Regions from separate parts of the Homo sapiens genome. Here region 1 is linked to region 2. The links are chromatin loops, found by intact Hi-C in ENCODE. Cell type or tissue: PC-9. All regions are shown on one strand. Links, peaks and the distances in the headings refer to the core of each region. The heading gives the core; the rest is flanking DNA.

Evidence for each region. Peaks named below come from ENCODE experiments on the same cell type or tissue, not always from the same donor. Only the 100,000 strongest peaks of a DNase experiment are listed, where the experiment ranks them.
Region 1: a loop joins it to region 2, with 2.9 times the contacts of the local background. A loop is called at or near these places in 5 of 110 quality-filtered maps.

The regions. Positions count from the first base shown.
Region 1 is chr4:94,930,565-94,939,595 of GRCh38, forward strand. The region is part of intron 2 of BMPR1B (bone morphogenetic protein receptor type 1B); the gene reads left to right. Among named protein-coding and RNA genes, the nearest start is that of BMPR1B, 180 kb to the left of the region's middle. In PC-9, for the core only: no CTCF peak of the experiment used is centred there; a DNase peak (open chromatin) is centred at 4,517; H3K27ac peaks cover 1,129 bases.
Region 2 is chr4:94,754,224-94,763,254 of GRCh38, forward strand. It overlaps BMPR1B (bone morphogenetic protein receptor type 1B), which reads left to right and starts at 3,732. Exons shown (of 13, transcript NM_001203.3): 1 at 3,732-3,845. It overlaps BMPR1B-DT (BMPR1B divergent transcript), which reads right to left and starts at 3,310. Exons shown (of 3, transcript NR_121610.1): 1 at 3,171-3,310; 2 at 607-682. In PC-9, for the core only: a CTCF peak has its summit at 3,563; no DNase peak of the experiment used is centred there; H3K4me3 peaks cover 1,822 bases; H3K27me3 peaks cover 1,100 bases.

The DNA.
Region 1 (9,031 bases), core at 315-8,314, 180 kb after region 2:
AGGTATACAATGGGAATGTTGAATGGATTAATGAATAACCAAACTAGGATGAATAAAACCTACAACCTACTTTCAAGGAACTCACTGCCTAGTGAGAAGTTTACAAGTACCAATACTTTTAAAAAGCCATCAACAGACAATTACAATATAGTGTGGAATGAGCTATTAAAACTCTTGTTTTCAAGTAGGAAGTAATTAAATGTTTATCTCAAGTGACTATCTCTTGAAGATATATCATAGAAATATGCAAAAATTTTCAAGGCATCCAACCATGTTTCTTTGAAATGAGGCCTTATTGTGACACTAAAAATATCCAGAGCACTTTACAAAACATTTTTATTGACTATTTAAAACTTTACCCCATCTTTTGTTTTGTCAGTTTTATGAGGACTAAGAAAAAAAAATAAGGCAGGATATATTAAGTTTCTGGACATCTCTTTGGCTGGCTAAGTGGCATGAGGACCATTGCTTAATTTTCTTTTCCTTTCTGAAACTACTATAACAGTTTCTACTATTGAATAGGGTTTTGCGTGATTCTGGCCTCTGACTTTATGCTTGGTAGCTAATTCACTTACAGCTAGCTATAAAAAATACAGTTTTCTCCTCCTCTATTGAAAATAATTTAGGAGGACAAATGCATTTTTAAAAACTTGGGCCTGTTATTTTTATGAACCCCTAGGATTTTTAAATCCTATTGTGACACAATTTTACTCATAATAATAGAGCAAAATATTGTCAAAAAATTTAGTGACTCCTTTAGACTTTTAAAGTTACAAATGTTATACACGTCGTGGACTTTTATGTTGCTGGAAATAATCAACATTGTGAATATTAACTCTGTGATTGAAAGGACAGGATCTTTTTAAGTGGTTTTCAAGTCATGTTCCTCAGGGCCCTAGAATTTCAGGGGTCATAGGGAGCTTTGGGGGAAGCTGAAGAGTAGGTGGGCAGGCTCTCAGTGAAGCTCTGCAGCCTCTGCCTGCAGCTTCTACTCTTCAATTATATCAGCTGCTTTTATCTGTTACCTACTGGAGTGTGTTTTGTTTTGTTTTCTTTTCCTTTTTTAGGATATCATATTTAGAGTGAAAATACTTTGAAAAAATTAAGAAAACCCGTGAAAATAGAAAGTGTTCAGATTTCGTTCCCTAACTGTCTTCACGTGTCACCTACAGTGATATCCTCAAAGACAGCAAGGGAGGGCTGCATGCTTAAAAATGCTGGGCAAGCAGAGTACCCTGTCTCATCTGTTTTCCATCAGAGCCGTTCAGTCACCATGTGGCGTTTCCATTGTCTGGTCAATAGAACCTGTGAACCAGGGCCTGACTAGGGTTGGTGGGGGAGTGTGAGGTGGAAATTTGGGGGATGGCGAGAAGCAGAAGTTTAATGATTCTTAAGAGCAAGGGAAAAGGTTGATGTTCTTTCCACTGTCATGGTGTTCGCATCACAATACTAAGGACTTTCATGCCAGGAAGCCAAAAAGTCAGGTCAGAATTTTATAGATTTTGGCCAAAGGCTGTTCCAAATAAAAAGTAAGTGTTTAAAGGTGCTGACCATTGCCCTAACTTCTTCTTCCATTCTTTTGGTTCCTTACTTTTCTCCCCTGCCCCAAATAGGGTTATCCCAAGTGCAAAATTCAAGTGACTGCCATAGTAACCACACAAATAGATCACAGAGGAGTTCCATTTACTTTAATGTCATGACAGTTGAAGAAAAACTACACATGGGGATACCTTTGGGTGACATAGATGATGATATAAAAAGGTATCTGTAAGTGATAGGCTGGAATGGACTTTGCCCATAAAATAATTTGGATCTTAAGAAACAGATATCACTATTCTTAGTTTAGGGAGTAACTGCATCTTTTGAAACACTTTAAAAAAGTTGGCAATGTTGATTCAAAATGCTATTTTAAAAAACTTGCAAAATGATATTTTTTTGGAGAAACTATAACTGTCAATTTGAAGGATGAGATTCTCTTTAGCAGAGCTTGTAAAAATATCCATTGCCATATGTGAAACAGGTTTAGGGCAGTTTGTCATAAATAAATGAGTTTGTCAAATACATACCCACATACACCCCTTTTTTGGCCTTAGAGGATGAATTCCAGAGCCATAAAAAAATTGGCATTTTACAACACATCACACAGATAAATAGACATTACATTAATATACATAATAATAAGAAACAGTAATTTAATAACAGGGATTAATTATGCCTGGAGGAAAGATAGTGTTGGAGGGTATCAGGATTTGCTGGACTTGGCTAGGTCTGACGGTTATATCAACTGTTTGATGAGAATATCACTCAGAAAGTTCTGATTCATCCTGTATTCTGTCAGGATCATCATCTTTGTTAATGACCTTACTTGACTCAAACTGCTATAGTAGCTACAATAGCTTCATTTCTAATTGTAAAAGTAATATGTGTGTATAGTAAGAATCGTGTTTTGTTCCACTACCCAAAGATAACCTCTGTCAGCATCTGGTGTATCTTTCTTTTTCTTTGAGTGTGCATATTATATATAAAAGATGTATATATAATGCTTTTTATATAATATTCGTATGTATTAGAATTAAGCTATTCATAAAGTTGTAAGCTGCATTTTTATTTCATTCATTTAACAATTCTTCATTGTTTGCCTGCCATAATCTAGGGATTTTATGTCCTATTAACTGTTCCTTGAAAACATGGCACTTAACGACTTCTTATTCCATTATATCATAGTTTATTTAACTTTTTCCTTATTGTTGTACATTTTCATTGTTTCAGTTTTTACTATTATACATAATATTAAATCATTATCTTTTGACCTCCTTAATACTTTAATATCTCAGTATTTCCGATTATTTCCTGAAGAAAAATTCTAAGAAATGTAGTTATGTTTGCATAATCCTCAATTTAATGGCATTGAGTCTGGGGGAAATGAGACAAACTCAAGCTTTTATAGAGCCCAGACAATAGGATTGTCTGGAGAAACTATAAGACATATCTACTGCAATTGTTTTTCAGTAATCCAGCATGCTGGATGGATTCTAAATGGCCTGGTGTTTAACATCACTTTAGTAAAGGTGTATCAGGGTTCTAACATAGTATGGTTGACCAATATGTAACAGATATTTGTTATGACAGACTGTCATTGTAAACTGAGTTATTCTTTATCCTGTTATTCATTTCTCATTACTGTTCTCAGAGATATTTGAGACAATCTCAACACCCAATTATTACGTGTAAAACAGTTGTTAGAGCCTAATCCTTTGCACACTTCTGGGTCAGTGATGCTGTAAAAACATTTCACTGTACCATGACCTCACTGAACAAAAGAAAACGAAAAGTTTAAGAGAAAAGAAAATGCCTACACAGTACATAGGTATTCCGTTGCGTTGTATGACAGTCAACAAACTTGGCTCTGTTGTATTTCCAACTATGTATGGTATGTGGTTGTTTTAGATACACCCTGCAGTAGCTGATGGCTCAAGGTGAACAATAACTGATAGTCTCTTTCTCTGTGCATATGTGCATGAGTGCACATGTGTTTGTTTTTGGAAATATGTGATTTGGTTCATTTCAGTTATTTGTAGCATCCACGAATATTTAGTCAAGTGTTCAATCTTCCCATGAAATACTTCAGAGATTCATCATATGAAATCATGGGCTTCTCTTTAGTGCTAAGTCATAGCAAACTATCATCTTTTTAAGGTTGATTTTGTAGAGTGTTAAATGCTATTTAAATTTCCCTTAGATAAGAAACCATTTATTTTTCTCCTAATCACTTGAAATAGCAAGAACTAATCAACTGGAGTTTTTCTCCTTTTTATGTATACACCAATCTACCGCTGACTCACGTGCATGTTTCTGCCTTTAGGTCAGTGGGAACTTTTCCCAGCTATGGTTTTTTTTTTTTTTTTTTCTCCTCCTTCATTCCTAATTTCTCTCAGGAACAAATGGCAGCATAGTTAAGCGTTAGAAACTTGTTGCCGAAGGTGCTAACCTAAACATCAGTGCCAGGATACGACTGAGACTTAATAGACTAATTAATTTGTCTACTGCACCCCTGACCTGGGAATTGCATACAATGGGCTATACTTATGGAACTGAGAGTCTGAGATCCAAAGTAGAGAAAATGCAACTTTTGTGTGCTTTCTGTATCAACATGGAATTAATAGTTTTTTCCCCCTGCAAAATAGGTTTTAAAAGTGGAATTTTATTCCATCATGTTTTTGGAAGCATGATACTTCAAGATTCTGTGTGCCTTTTTGTTTTTTTGTTTTAGTTTTCTTTTTTCATATTTTATAGTAGTACCAAATGAAACTTTCACATTATTTAATCCAAATATGAATATGCTGCTCACCTCCAGAGGATCCCAATTATTACAGAATACAAGTTTCTACTTTGTATATTTTAATATAATAGTGTGTAGTGTGTTTTCATAACTACACTAAGTCATAGAAAAAAAATATGAACTTGAAACTTGAATGACATTTTGAAACTGTTTGCATTATGAATTCCTAACTATGGTATTCATACTTCTTTCAGCAAGTAAATTAATTTTGTTTCCTCTTGTATTCCTTTTCTTGCTTCTCCATTTTAAAGACAGCTTAAATATGCTTCAAGGGCAGTTTGCATTTGACTTCCACTGAATTTATGGCACTAGATAGAAACTAAATTGAGTAAATCTCTTTCTATTAGCCTGTCAATTTATGGAATATATATGTCTCTGGATCTTGTGAACTCATGGAGGTACCAAATAAACCCCTATTACGATTTCATATAAAACAAAGTTTTAATATTTTGGTAATTTGTGAACTTGGAAGCACTCATTAGACCACCAAATATGTGTTGTGCACATGCCAGGCACCCTTCTAGGCACCGTTGATAAAGTGGTGAACAAGACGGGCATTTTCCATCCCTCCTACAGCTTGCCTTTCAGTAGTGGAAGTCACACTTAAAGTAAACACACAGAGTAATGAAAGAAAATCAAGACAAGGCTGATGGTTCTACAAAAAAATGAAACAGAGTAAAAGGACAGAGAGTGACTTGTATGTGTGTGAGGTGGTGTATTAGCAGAAATATTTAGGGCATGGCTTTCAGAGAGGTAATCTTAGAGCTGAGAACTAAATGGTGATATGGTAGCCTTTGGGTAGATGCTGATTTCATTCAGTTATTGCCAGCCACTTTACCTGAAAGAATATACAAGATTCATATTCATCTCAGTATAGGCAGAATGCCTGGGACATCATAGATGCTCAGAAAATGTTAGCGGGGAGAACAAAATAAAATATATATGGGCATATGATTTCAGGGGAAAATGCCTTATCTTTCTAAAGTTATGTTGCCTCTAACAGAGGAGTGAAAAGTTTAGATTTTGTGTGCATTTTTTTGTTGTTAGACTATAATGTAAGCCTTGGATTAATTTTTTTTCCTGTATTATTGTTATTTTTGTATTTTATAGGTTTCACAGTGGTAAAGTCAGTGGGTGTACTTGAAGTGATGTGCCTTGTATAAACGATAAAGTCAGAAAAGAGTGCTTCTATTGGAACATTTTGTGCTACAAATAGCAGCAGCATGTTTATCTGACCGTGGTATTCATGCTGTGGAGCTCTAAATCAAGTTGAATTTGCTATGATAGTATACCTCACAGAAATTAAATCATTAATGTTAAAGGAAAAATCATAAAATGATTTTTTATGCCAAGTTATACAGAGGCAGTTTGCCATATGTCTAACCAAAGGTGTAAGACCAGTAATTTGAATTTCGTGGGACAGACAGGAGCAACTAGAGAAGGGAAGAAGTCAAATGGTGTAGTGGCCAAATAGGATGAGTGACTGTAGACTATTTACTGCTTTCAAATGAATTTTTGTACCCATTGTCGAAAGAAAGCCTGATGAACAGGTATGTTTGCAGCTTCTTTGCTTTGACAGGTTTTTTGTTGTTGTTGTTGTTGGGGGTGAGGGGAGTGGGCTGCAAGGGAGATGGAATTTATTTATTTTTGAACACGTAGTGTTTGAAAGACATTGGGAGATTATTGGATAGATAAAGAGTTTCCAGTGTAGGCTTTAAAATATTTATCTTGATCTGTTTCTTCTTGTTGATACTTTGAGAACTACAGTTTTAAAGATAGAAAAAATATTTAGTTTATTTCCAAACTAAGAATGGGTTTGCCTTTCAGTAGAGCTTTATGTTAAATGTTGATGTTGCTCAGTCCTTCCCTTGGCTCTCTTCTCTTCTCACTCCATTTGTTTTCATCTGTACTTAGGCTTGAAATTAGCACAGTTCTCTTCTCTGTGTCCCTTAGCGCAGATCCTCACTGTTTCTCAGACTCTAAAATAGTTTGTTAACATCTGTTCATTTTTTTCCCCTTCCAAACTGTCTACCATTTCATCAGCAGAATGGATATCCGAGCCTATCACTGTCTCTGCAGTGACCCCCAGTGCCTCCAGGACTGGAGGAATGTGTCTTGTGGCATGTAGCGTCCTCCAGCTTCATTAAGTCCTTGCTGCCATTCTAGCCTTGTTACTTGTCACCACCCTTTCTATACCTGTACTTACAGCCTATGCATTTTTTATAGTCCCTCATTGTACTGGCCTGCTCACTCATTCATCATTTTGTTTGCACTTGCTGTTCTCTGTTAGTTGAATGCCATTCCTACCTCTTCTCTTGATTGGGAATTTTTTATCCTTCACGATTCTATTTAAATGACCTGTATCTTTTTTCTGTGATGTTTTCCCTGGCAGAGTTAGGCACTTCCTCTGTCTTCCCGTATTAATGCCTTGAATACATCTCCATTTTGATTCTCAGTATACCCCTTAAAATGTTTGTTTACATGGCTTTCTCACATCCACAAACCCTTTATGGACAGACACTGCCTTCTGTTTTTCTCTTAATCCTCATCCCTCAGCACATTAACAGGTAGGGATTTAATTGTCATGCATTGAATAAATAAACTGACTCCTGCTCTACGTGTTTAGCACCCTGCTATTCATAGTGGAAAAAAATTAAAAGAATATGATTTTGTTCCTTATTCTGTTTAGGGTTGAGATTTTATCTGACGGGCAAGACTTAAATACATGAAATAATGACAGACTACAACATATTGCAGAATATACAAATGGATTTTTGTTTTTTAAATTTTATGTATATGTATAAACACACACACAGACACACACACACACACACAGACACACACAATCCATACACACTGCAGGAGAGGGAAGGGCAATTCTTAAGTTTCAGTTATCGGATAGCAATCATAAACTAGGTAAGAGCTTAGTTGGGATAGTGAGGGAGTGAGATTGGAAGTGGCACTATGGTTTGAGCCATGACAAAGTAGTGGCTATGGGATAAATGAGTCCTCATATGCTTATTTTACCTATCTTATTTTCAGTAAATCCTAGATATTTCATATAGGTTTAGTGTAAAGGCAGATGTTGATCATTTTAATTTGTAAAGCACCAAAAATAAAATCAAGGAAAATAGAACACTGAATGAAAGTTGAGGTATGCATTGTGCTGATTCTATCTGGGGTACATGAGACAGAAAGAAAATTTAGGGAACTCATGGCCATGTTGTTCCCTGGGGTTCTGAGATCTCTAGCTAGTCATCTCCTCTCCACTCTTCATAGTCCTCTTATGTGTGTTTTGTATATGGTGTCCATGGTTTTTAACTGTACTAGTGGGAGAAATAAGAAGTGCTTGGGAGTCTGAGGCGGGCAGATAACAAGGTGAGGAGTTTGAGACCAGCCTGGCCAGTATGGTGAAGCCCTGTCTCCACTAAAAATACAAAAAATAGCTGGGTGTGGTGGTGCACACCTGTAATCCCAGCTACTTGGGAGGCTGAGGCAGGAGAATCACTTGAGCCCAGGAGGCAGAGGTTGCAGTGAGCTGAGGTTGTACCACTGCACTCCCCACTGGGTCACAGAGCGAGACTGTGTCTAAAAAAAAAAAGTGCTTATACTCCGTTTTTGGTCCAGAATCACTTAGATGTTTAAAAGTTCCTATCTGGTCCTTGGATTTTGTTGTTGAAGCATGTTGAATTGATAGCTTTTCAGAAGTAGAGAATTAGAGGCCTCAAGATGCTTTGGATTGTCAGACCACAGAAAACTGTAATAATAGCTTACATCTACTGTATACCAAATCCTTTAAAAAGCACATTATAGTTTCCACTATCCTCTATTTCTTCAACAACCCTATATGGAAGAGAAACTAGGGCAAAAAGAGATTTGGGAGCCTTCCTTAAGATCCCAGATATCAGCCTGGGCAACACTGCCAGACCCTGTGTCTACAATTTATTTATTTTTTTAATTAGCCATGTGTGGGGGCACATGCCTGTAGTCCTAGCTACTTGAGAGGCTGAGGCAGGAGGATCACTTGAGCCCAGGAGTTCAAGGTTGCAGTGAGCTGTGATGCAGCCACTGTATGCCAGCCTGGGCAACAGAATGAGACCCTGTCTCTTTAAAAAATAAACAAATAAAAGAAAAAAGATCCCAGATACTCTGATTCCATGATCTGAACTCCGAGCCTCTATGTCCCTTCTGCCATTTGACAAATAAAAATGTTTTTAGGGCTCTGACATCCTAAATGGGAATCACCAACTTTCAGCAAAGGATGAAGGAAACTGATGATAGAACCAAGTACTTAAATTGATACATTCCTATGGAGATTCTGTATGTAATTAAAAAAAAAGCTACACCTGCAAATTTAAATTTTCTCCACATTTCTTCTTTGCTCTAGAATTAATTTTAAAGCTTCTGTAGTTAAGCAGTAATCCAACACTGTAAGTTAAAATCAGGATAATTAAAGTCTTCAATAATCTTTAATATAAAATTTAATAGTTCTTGACAGTGTGGGGTCTGTGATAATATTAGTTTTTCATGAAAATTTAAAGACTGTAACTTGAAAGTAAGCTTGAGGGTCCATTGTATTTGCATATTTGGATATTTTCCTAGACTAATGTAGTGTACTAGTTTGTGCTTGATTTTGTCAGGTTTGTAAAATTTATAAACTTTGCTACTTTAAATAAGGTTCAGAGCAAACTG
Region 2 (9,031 bases), core at 423-8,422:
TGAGGATATCCATGAAGAGGAAGGAGAAGGGGAGGCTGACAGCATAGAAGCAAGCTGTGTCCCCAGGTCTGTCCTATTTCTCTACTTATAAATTCCCCAAATAGTTCAATTCCAGTGGGCCTGGGCAAATGTCTTTCTTAATGGGAAATATGCCTGCAAGTGTTTGAGAGTCCTATATACACTGCCCTGGTTTCCTTATGTAGAAGCAGAGGGGAAAAAAATCTTGCTTTTGCTAAAATTTGTCATGCACCCAATGAAGCCCCTCCTTTCTATTCTTCTCCCCCCAGTGGTCTCTATTTACTTATTTATTTATTTAGATATGGTGTGGGCATGTGGGGGTCTCACTATGTTGCTCAGGCTGGTCTTGAACTCAAGGGATCCTCCCACCTCTGCCTCTGAGTATCTGTGACTACATGCATATGCCACCACATCTGGCTCCTATGGCCTTTAAAGGCACCAAAATCCAAGGCTACAGTTAGCAATATAGGAAGTGTCTTTTGAGTCTGCTGTCTTGGTAGTTACACCATTGTCTTGGTTCAAGTATTCCTTCTTTCAATGACAGACCCTTAATTAGTTTTGTGCTTTCATTTCTCCCTCTCCAGGTACCTCTAAATGATCTCCTGAAAATCCCAGTCCACCATTTGACTCCGTGGCTTACAAATCTCCAGTGCTTCTCCATTACCTAATAAGGAAAAAATCAATTTCATTAGTATGTTTGAGAAGGTTATTTCTGAACCCTGCTTAGCCTAAGAGAGTCATCTGCTGCACCTTCTCCTCATCACTTGGATAGCAGCACTGAGATACCAGCTGTTCTCTAAACACGCCATGCTTTTTCATAGGGTTCTCCTTGCTTAGGATGTTTATTCTCTTTCTAGCCCCGCTTTGATCTCTAAAGATCCTTCAGGACCCTTATGAAATGTGACTACTCTAGGAAGGTTTTCCTGAGATTTCTAGGCAGAATAGTTCATTTTTCTATGCTCCAAAAATTGTGTGTTCATGCATTAATGCACTTCTCATAGAAAGTTCTATATATTTTTTAAGTATCTTGTTTCTTCTGTATTATGAGTTTCAAGAAGGAATGGACAGAGTTTGCCTCTCAAATACCAGGACTTGGTTTGTCATAGGCACTCAAAAATGTTGATTTTTGAATAGCTTCTTTCCAAGGCTCCCCATTCCTGCTTACAGAAATGTTACCATCTAAGGCCCACCTCAAACACAGTTTCCCCTGTACCCCATTTTCTCCCACCTGGAGTGCTTTTTTTTTTTCATCCCAAAGACCTACAGGAATTTCCTTTGTTCTCTGATTTGGAATTTTAAAAAATATATTTAAACAAGGTATTTAAAAAAATCTGTCTCCTTGTCTGCAAGTTGATTGAAGTGGAATCTGTGTCTTCTCTATCCAGAGATGCCTGTATTCCCTGAATCAGTATCTTATACCCAGCAGATTCTCTGAAGGATATTTGCTGAATGGAGGAGTTAAGCCAAGGAAAGATAATCCTTAGTGCAACTTCTGAAAAGATACAGGTGACAATACCACTAGCTCCAAAACATTCTGCATAATGTCTGCTTTATTTCACTGCAGTTTATGAGTGCTCCAATTCTAAGGGAGATTATACAGCTGTCAAATACAAATTATCAGTAATTCACACAGTAGAAAGGATAGATTCAATCAGGTTTCTTTCCTCTTTAAACTTGCTTAATGTTGATGAGATATTGACAATGATCAACACATTACATTTTTAGTTCTATGGATTTCCAGTAAATTCTCTAAGCTTTTCTATGTATACAATCATAAGCTCTGTAATGAATTATAATTTGGTATCTTATTTTCAATATTTAAAACTCATATTTCTAAACTCACATTTCATTTTCGATAATTTATTATTTTTAGTTAATTACATAATAGCTCATAATTCCTTGCTTTGTCTTTTATTTTAATGGTGTAGAAGTTATAATTTCCGTGTCTTCAAGCCCCCTTCTCCCCACAAAACACTTAGTTAATATGAGGATGGAGATGATGAAAAATTGGATTGAGGACCAGGTAGAAGGTAATTTAGGTAGTCATATGCTTTATTGTTTTGAAAGAAAGGAGGTGGAAAAGGGAAGGGGTGGGAGTGAGGGTATCAGAGAAGAATTGGGATGAGAGTAAAATGAATGGATTTTATCTTGGAATTCTTGGGGCAAGAGGATGAGTACTGGTACTGGGGACTGGAACAGTGGTTGAATAAGGAAGGTCAGATGATGTCAATGACTAATTTCACTTGTTTTGGAAATTTTCTTTCAGATACCTTTCTTCTTCCAGTTTGGCATTAGAAATCACAATGCAGATATATCATGGGGCAAAAAGACCTTTGTGGAGACTCTAACATTGCTTTTATAGAAAAAACATGACCACATCTTCATACACTCAATAAACACTGGGGGCACCGCCTGCTTTAAGTGCAAGCTGCATAAAATAAATTGATACACAAATGAATTTTTTATTGATAAGTGCAAAAAGATTACATTTAATGTTTAAAAAAGATTTAATAGAAACAATTTAAGAAAAGGGAGTAGTTGAAAGAAAATAGTAGGCTAAGAATTGAATATAGAAATAGATATGAAGAAAATTGGAAGAAAGTTACTTCAGGGTGAAAAACTGTTAAAAAAAAAAATGACTTAGATCACACACTTGGTGGTGACCAGAGACTGTTTGTCAATATTTTGGAGGAAAAAAATTTTACAGAAGGAGAAAATAAGTAATGCTGGAGAGTGGGAAGCTGAAAGGTATTGAAAGGAAAAGAGTATTTGGAAGTCACGAGATATCTCCCTGGGAAATAGAGTTGGCAAAATGGCTGATTTTAAAGAGGTTAACTATTCTCCCCAAATTTCTGACTGTGAACTAGCTTACTTTATATTTACCCACTTAGAAAGTGTTTCAACACTTAAAGACTTAGCAAGGAGACCACAAAGTATAAGACGTTACATACTTTTCCAAAAGAAACACGACTAACTGTAAACTGTCATCAAATACAAATGGAATGGGTTTTCTCTTTTGGGTTTTATTTTTTTATTTTTAATTTTTTGGTGGTTGTTTTCGTTTAACGGTTTCAAAAAATATGTAGAAGGGAAATATTTCATTTCCCTTGGACGCTCAACTGTATATATTTCAAGATTCTTAAAACCCCCACCTCAAACTGCAGGCTTAATTTTAATGTGTTCATTTTTTACAAGGTGTGTCAACGTTTTATCAATTTCTGAAAAGTGTCTATGGCCCCGAAAAGTTGAAATCCACGACATTATATCATCTCTGCGAGCCCTTTCCAGCTCTCAAGGTACAATAATTCCACGAATCTTTGTTCTTCAAACCAGGAGGTTTTCTGGAAACCTTCTTAAACAACCAGGACAGGACCCATGAGGGAAATCTTGGGGATGCTCTGAGCAGCGGACGGGGCTTGGGAAGCGCACCCCTGTACCCGGGCTGCCTCCGGCCCGCACCCCGCCGCTCCCCAAGTCGGCTCCGCACTCCGCACACAGGCGGCGGCGCTGGGGCCGCTCCAAGTGCGTTGAGAAGTGTAATCCCTCCGCTAAGTACTTGGCTCTCAGTCTCCAATCACTAGTGGGAGCTGGAGAGGGCAAGTGAAAAAAAAAAATTCCAGAGGCAGCCGAGGAGCGAGAGGGAAAAAAAAAAAAAAAAAAAAAAAAAGTCCCGCGGTGGCGGCGGCGGCGGCGGCGGAGCGGCCGCGGCGGCCAGAAGTTGACGGCGCAGCCGGGCGCGGGGCGCGGAGTCGGCGGGGCCTCGCGGGACGCCGGGCAGTGCGGAGACCGCGGCGCTGAGGACGCGGGAGCCGGGAGCGCAGCCGCGGGTAAGGCGCGCGCGGCGGGGCCCCGTCCCCTGCGGGTGGCCGAGTTCCCGAGCGCGCGGGAGGCGGCCGAGCCGGCGAGAGCCGGGCAGAGCGAGGGGCGGCGCGGGACGGGTAGCGGCTGGGTGCGGAGCTGGGCGGCGGTCGCCCTAGGCAGGACGGAGCGCGCGAGGGAGAGGGCGAGAGCGAGGGCGGGCTGCGCGGCCGTGGGGCGGTGGCGGCGGCGGGGAGGGGGTCAGGCGGTGGCCGCCTCGGCTTTGTGCGCGGGCGGCTCTGCCGGGACCCCGAGGCCTCGTGCCTGCGCAGGCGAGGAGTCGGGGCAGCGGCGGCGGCGGGCGGGACACGTGCTTCGGGCTGTAGGGACGCCCCAAGGCAGGGAGTCGGACCTGCGAGCGGAGGGATGGGGCGGGAGGGCGAGCTGAGGGCAGTCGCGGAATCCGGGAAATGGGAGGGAGCCCGGCGGGGCGGGGGCCCAGGGCCAGCCCAGGCGGGACCCGCAGGCACCCACCTGCCCCGGACGCCTCCCGAGACCCAGCCTTGCCGTGGGGGAAAGTGCGCAGCGGGCTGGTCCCGGCGCCTTGGACTGGGCTCCGTCTCTGCTTCAGTTGCCTGTCTCTTCTCCTCTCTCTCCTGCTTCTCTCTCTCTATGCCTCTCTCTCAAGTTCTGGGTCTTTCATTCTCTCCCTTTTCTTCCTTTCTCCCTTCCTCTCCTTATTGCTATCCTTTGCCTCTCCCCCCGGTCTCTCTTTCCTTCCGTGCGTCTGTCTCCCTCTCCCCACCGCCTGCTCTGGCTCTCCCAGTGTGTCCCTCCTCTGTCCCTTCATCCTCTTCCCTCTGTCACTTTCGCACAATCTTTTGGTCTCTCTCTCTCTCTCAAGAGGCTTTCGCTCCCGGTCTTCCTGGCTCCCCTGTCTCTTGCTCTCTGCGCCCATCTCTCTGCTCGTCCCTCTTTCTGTCCAGGCTCCGTGTTTCCGCCTGTGTTTGGCGGTGTTGGAGAAGAGCCTCTGGAAGTTGTCCGCTGTGGTGCGGGTCTTACTTCTTTAGAGCTGCACCCCTCCAGCTGGGTCCTGCTGTTTGTTCTGAATGGAAACGCTGCAGTTCCCTTGAGTTATTAGAAACTGCTCTTTTCTTAGCCACCTTTCCAGCAAGGTGAGGTCAGTGACTACGAGCGGCCACAAAGGTGCCAGTGAAAGACAACGGAGGAAGAGAGCCGTTTCACTACCTCCAACAGATAAAGAAAATGTGTTAATACCAAACTTACCTGCAGCAAAGCAGAGCCACCTGAGAAAAGGTTCTTGAGTTCTGCAAAGAAACATAAAAGGCTCCACTGGAAATGAGAGGGTTCAGCTAAAAAGTGTTTGCAAATAATTTGAAAAAGCACTTAATGGAAATCTCTTGCTGTGCTAAATTGATGCCAACGAATCTCTGTTTTCTTACATATATTTTTAGGATTCCAGTGACAACTCTCCTAATTATTGTTTTGGGCAAGTTATGGGAAATGTCCTGTGTCAACTGGGATGTTAGTATTTAAGAAAATATTCAGTCTTTGTACTTTATACCCCTTTACACTCTAGTGATCAAGAAGAATTATTTCTAGCTGTAAAGAAAATAGTAAAGGATTCGTCAGTAATTTTAAAACATGAGACATGCCGGTGATCAATAATGTTTTTGGAAAACTTTCATTATAAGGATGTTTTGAAGGATGTTACATCTTAGTGAAATATGTAAGTTATTACACACTTAGATCATTGTGCAATGCAAAAAAGTTTGTGTTATAAGCAGATCATAGTAGTGATGTCTTTTTATGGGAAACATAGCTGGGAAATTAATTGCTCTGATTTTCACTGTTTTCTTTAGTCATGCATAATGTACCTTTGTGTTTAGCAAAATATGGCCTAGAGCTACAAAACTTGATACAGTGTGTTATTTGTCCAATCTGAATTACCATTTAGAAAACCACCTTTTCCTTTTAGTTACATGATATAAGTTGATATGATCTCATTACTCATGTGCTAGGGGCCGCTGATGAATTTTAATGGCACTGATTTGTGTTTTTAAATCAAAATGTTAGTTTTTGGTGAGTTAAAATCTTGATTTATGTCATGTTAGTGAATCATCACTATTTATAGGGGCTTTGCCACCTTGTCTGCCAGGTGCTGCCCAGCATTTAGTCTAGGCTAGGTTGTCTGAAATTCCCTGTTAGATTATTGTCCCTGAGTGACGTGCTGCCACGGCCTGCTTATGTATGTTTCTCTAAATGTTCCAGTCGTTAAATAATATTTATTAAAAGGAAATTGACTTAAATTTTTCCTCATAAGCTTTGGGAACTGTGTGAGATGGCCTGATAAAGTATTTTTATTACAGTAAATGCTGATTTATTATTATTTGTTTAAAAGTATAAGGCAGTTTAAAATGTGCTTATCTTTTGCCACATATAGCACCTCCTCCAGCTCTTTCTGAGCACTCAAATCGTATTTATCATCCAAATCTAAAGTCAGTTGTCACCTACTCCAACCTAGCAGAGCCTTCCTGATTTTCAGAAGCCCCCTCACCACTGCCTCTGCCTCTCAGGCTTCTGAGTGCCCCTCTTTCGGTGTCCACCTCTGTGCTGTATGGTTACTTGCTTGGCGCTTCCTTGTTGGACTGTTATCTCATTGAGGTGAGATAGTGTCCCTTGTTTCTTTTTCTCTGAATTTCAGATGCCCAGCACAGTACCTGGTATGTGATAGATACTCAAGAAATCCTTGTAGGACGATTGGTTCTTTTCCAAATTACCTCTAACTTGTGATACTGATTCTTTGTGGATGCAGTAGCTCAAGGAAAATACTTAAGAATAGTGTAATAGCAGATCATAGACTTAGGATTGAAAGAGTCTTAGCATGTCATCACACACATTAATAATATTAAAGATGAAGAGGATGAGGCCCAGAGAGTTTGAAAAACCATGCTCAGAAATAGAAAGTGAGGCTAGGATGGCTATGGAATTGAGACTTTACTTTTTTCACGGTGCCACAATTCTTTTCACTGGACTCATGTTTGACTTCTTTCACTAGAAGTGGGTAAATATGTCTATAATTAGAAGCTGTAAGTTTTACTCTAAACTCTGAAGATTTCTTTTCATGTCATCCAATAAAAGCCGTGCATGAAATGTATCACTTTGCAATAACTGATAATCATTTCTGATGCATGTAAGCATGGAGGTAACACCGATCTTTAAGAACCTTGACTCCTAAATTATTTCTATGTGGTAGGCATTGTTCTGGGTGATAACTGTGTTGGGCAGAATTACTATTTCTTACCTGCAAAGAAGATTTAAGCTCTCTGGACTTACATTTTCCGCTGTATAATTCTGTGTGTGTGTGTGTGTGTGTGTGTGTGTGTGTGTGTGTGTGTGTGTTGAAGGGGGTTAGGGAGAAGAAAAAGGAAGTTTGGACCAGATTAGTGGTTCTTTTTGAAGTTTTCTTCAGAGACTACCAGTTTAACTCCCAGAACAACTGCAAATTCATCTGTTTTACATATCAGACTTCCTGGTAAGCTTTTGTTTTAAAAAAGGCTAACACAGCTTTAAAAAAACTTGAAGACCACTTTACTTGTTGTCCTCCAGTCCCTCTTCCAGTTCTTGAATTTCATAATCAAGATCATTTTTAGCTTTTAAATATGGGTATTCAGAGGATGGTTGGTGAAAGTATTAAAGACAGAAGGAAAAACTGATTTTGCCTTAGAGATACTATTAATAATTTCAGGTTTCCATATGCTGAATTTTATATGATGGCAGAAACTGAAGTAGAATTGTTGAGATATGTATAGGCAGGCCAGAATTCAGGGAAAGGAGGGGTTGCGGCTAGAAAGGTAGATTAAAAAGTCGCTTATATGACTTAATAACTTAAATTGAGTGAAAATAAAACTTTTTAGGCATAGAGTACAGAGAGAAGCCAAGATTTAGGAGTAGACAAAAAGGACATTTTGTTATGTTATTTCTGGGTATTTTTAAAGCCCATCACAGTGGTAAGAAGGGATAATGTATAATTTACATCAGGCAATAATTTGTTTTCATGATGTTCAGGACATCCACTTACATGCCAATATTCTAATTACATTCATTTTTACTTAAATGTTTGAATGCCTACTCTGTGTGTGGCACTGTTATACACTGTGGGGACACTGTGACTATAAGAGACACAGATCCTTGCTGTCATTGAACTTGTAGAGAGTGAAAACACAATCAGCTATCCACAAACACATGAATAAGATTATTTCCAATAGTGAAATTTGCCATTAGGAAAACAAGACAGGGTGATAAGACAGCATGTGACTGGGCTATTTTATATGAGGTGGTCAAGGAAGGCCTCTGTAAGGATATTCTTGAGTAACAAGAAAGAGCCAACCCCGTGAAGATCTGAAAGAACTTCCTATCAGAGGACGCACTAGGGTTGTCTCTAAAAGTAGCAAGCTAGGCACTCACTGGCCAGGGAGGCTGGACTCAGGCAATTAGAGGAAGTGATAGGAATGAGGTCAGAGAGGTGGCGAGGTTCGTAGTATAAAATATGTATTTTATTCAAAGTACATTCTGTTGAACACCCTGGAGGATTTTAAACAGAGAAGTGAACAAATATGATTTAGCATGTCTGTATATAGTGTGAGCAAGAGTACCTGAATAAGGCCATGTGGGTGGCTATGAAAATGATGTAGCTGAGAGTTTGTTGGCTTGGCCAAGGGTGGAACCTTGAGAGATTGATCAGACATTGTTCTTATCGTGGAATAGAAGAATCATGGAGTTGAATCATCAGTTTTTGTTTTTTTTTTTTTGCGGGGCTGGGGGCTGGGGGTGTGCCAGGATCTACATTGCAGCAATTCACTGGTTCAATAGTTACTTTTACTTTTGAATTTCAGACCTCAGCACCTTCTTAGAGTTCCCAGATACCACTTCTTTACTTCACCTCAAATATCTCATGGGCTGCAAGCTTCTTCCACGTGAGAGCCTATAGTATGTCCTAGGAAGTGTTGCAGTAAGGTTCTTAGTGCTAGAGATGATTCCTGGACTACACTGAGACGCTTGGTTCTTTCTGAAAAGCAGAGTGGTGAGCATCCTTGAATGAGCATCTCTTCATTTTCAGTAAAGTGTGTCAGTATAAAAAAAGGGAAGTGAGGCAGAATTCCTCTAATTAGGTCTGAGTGTCATTTTCCTCTAA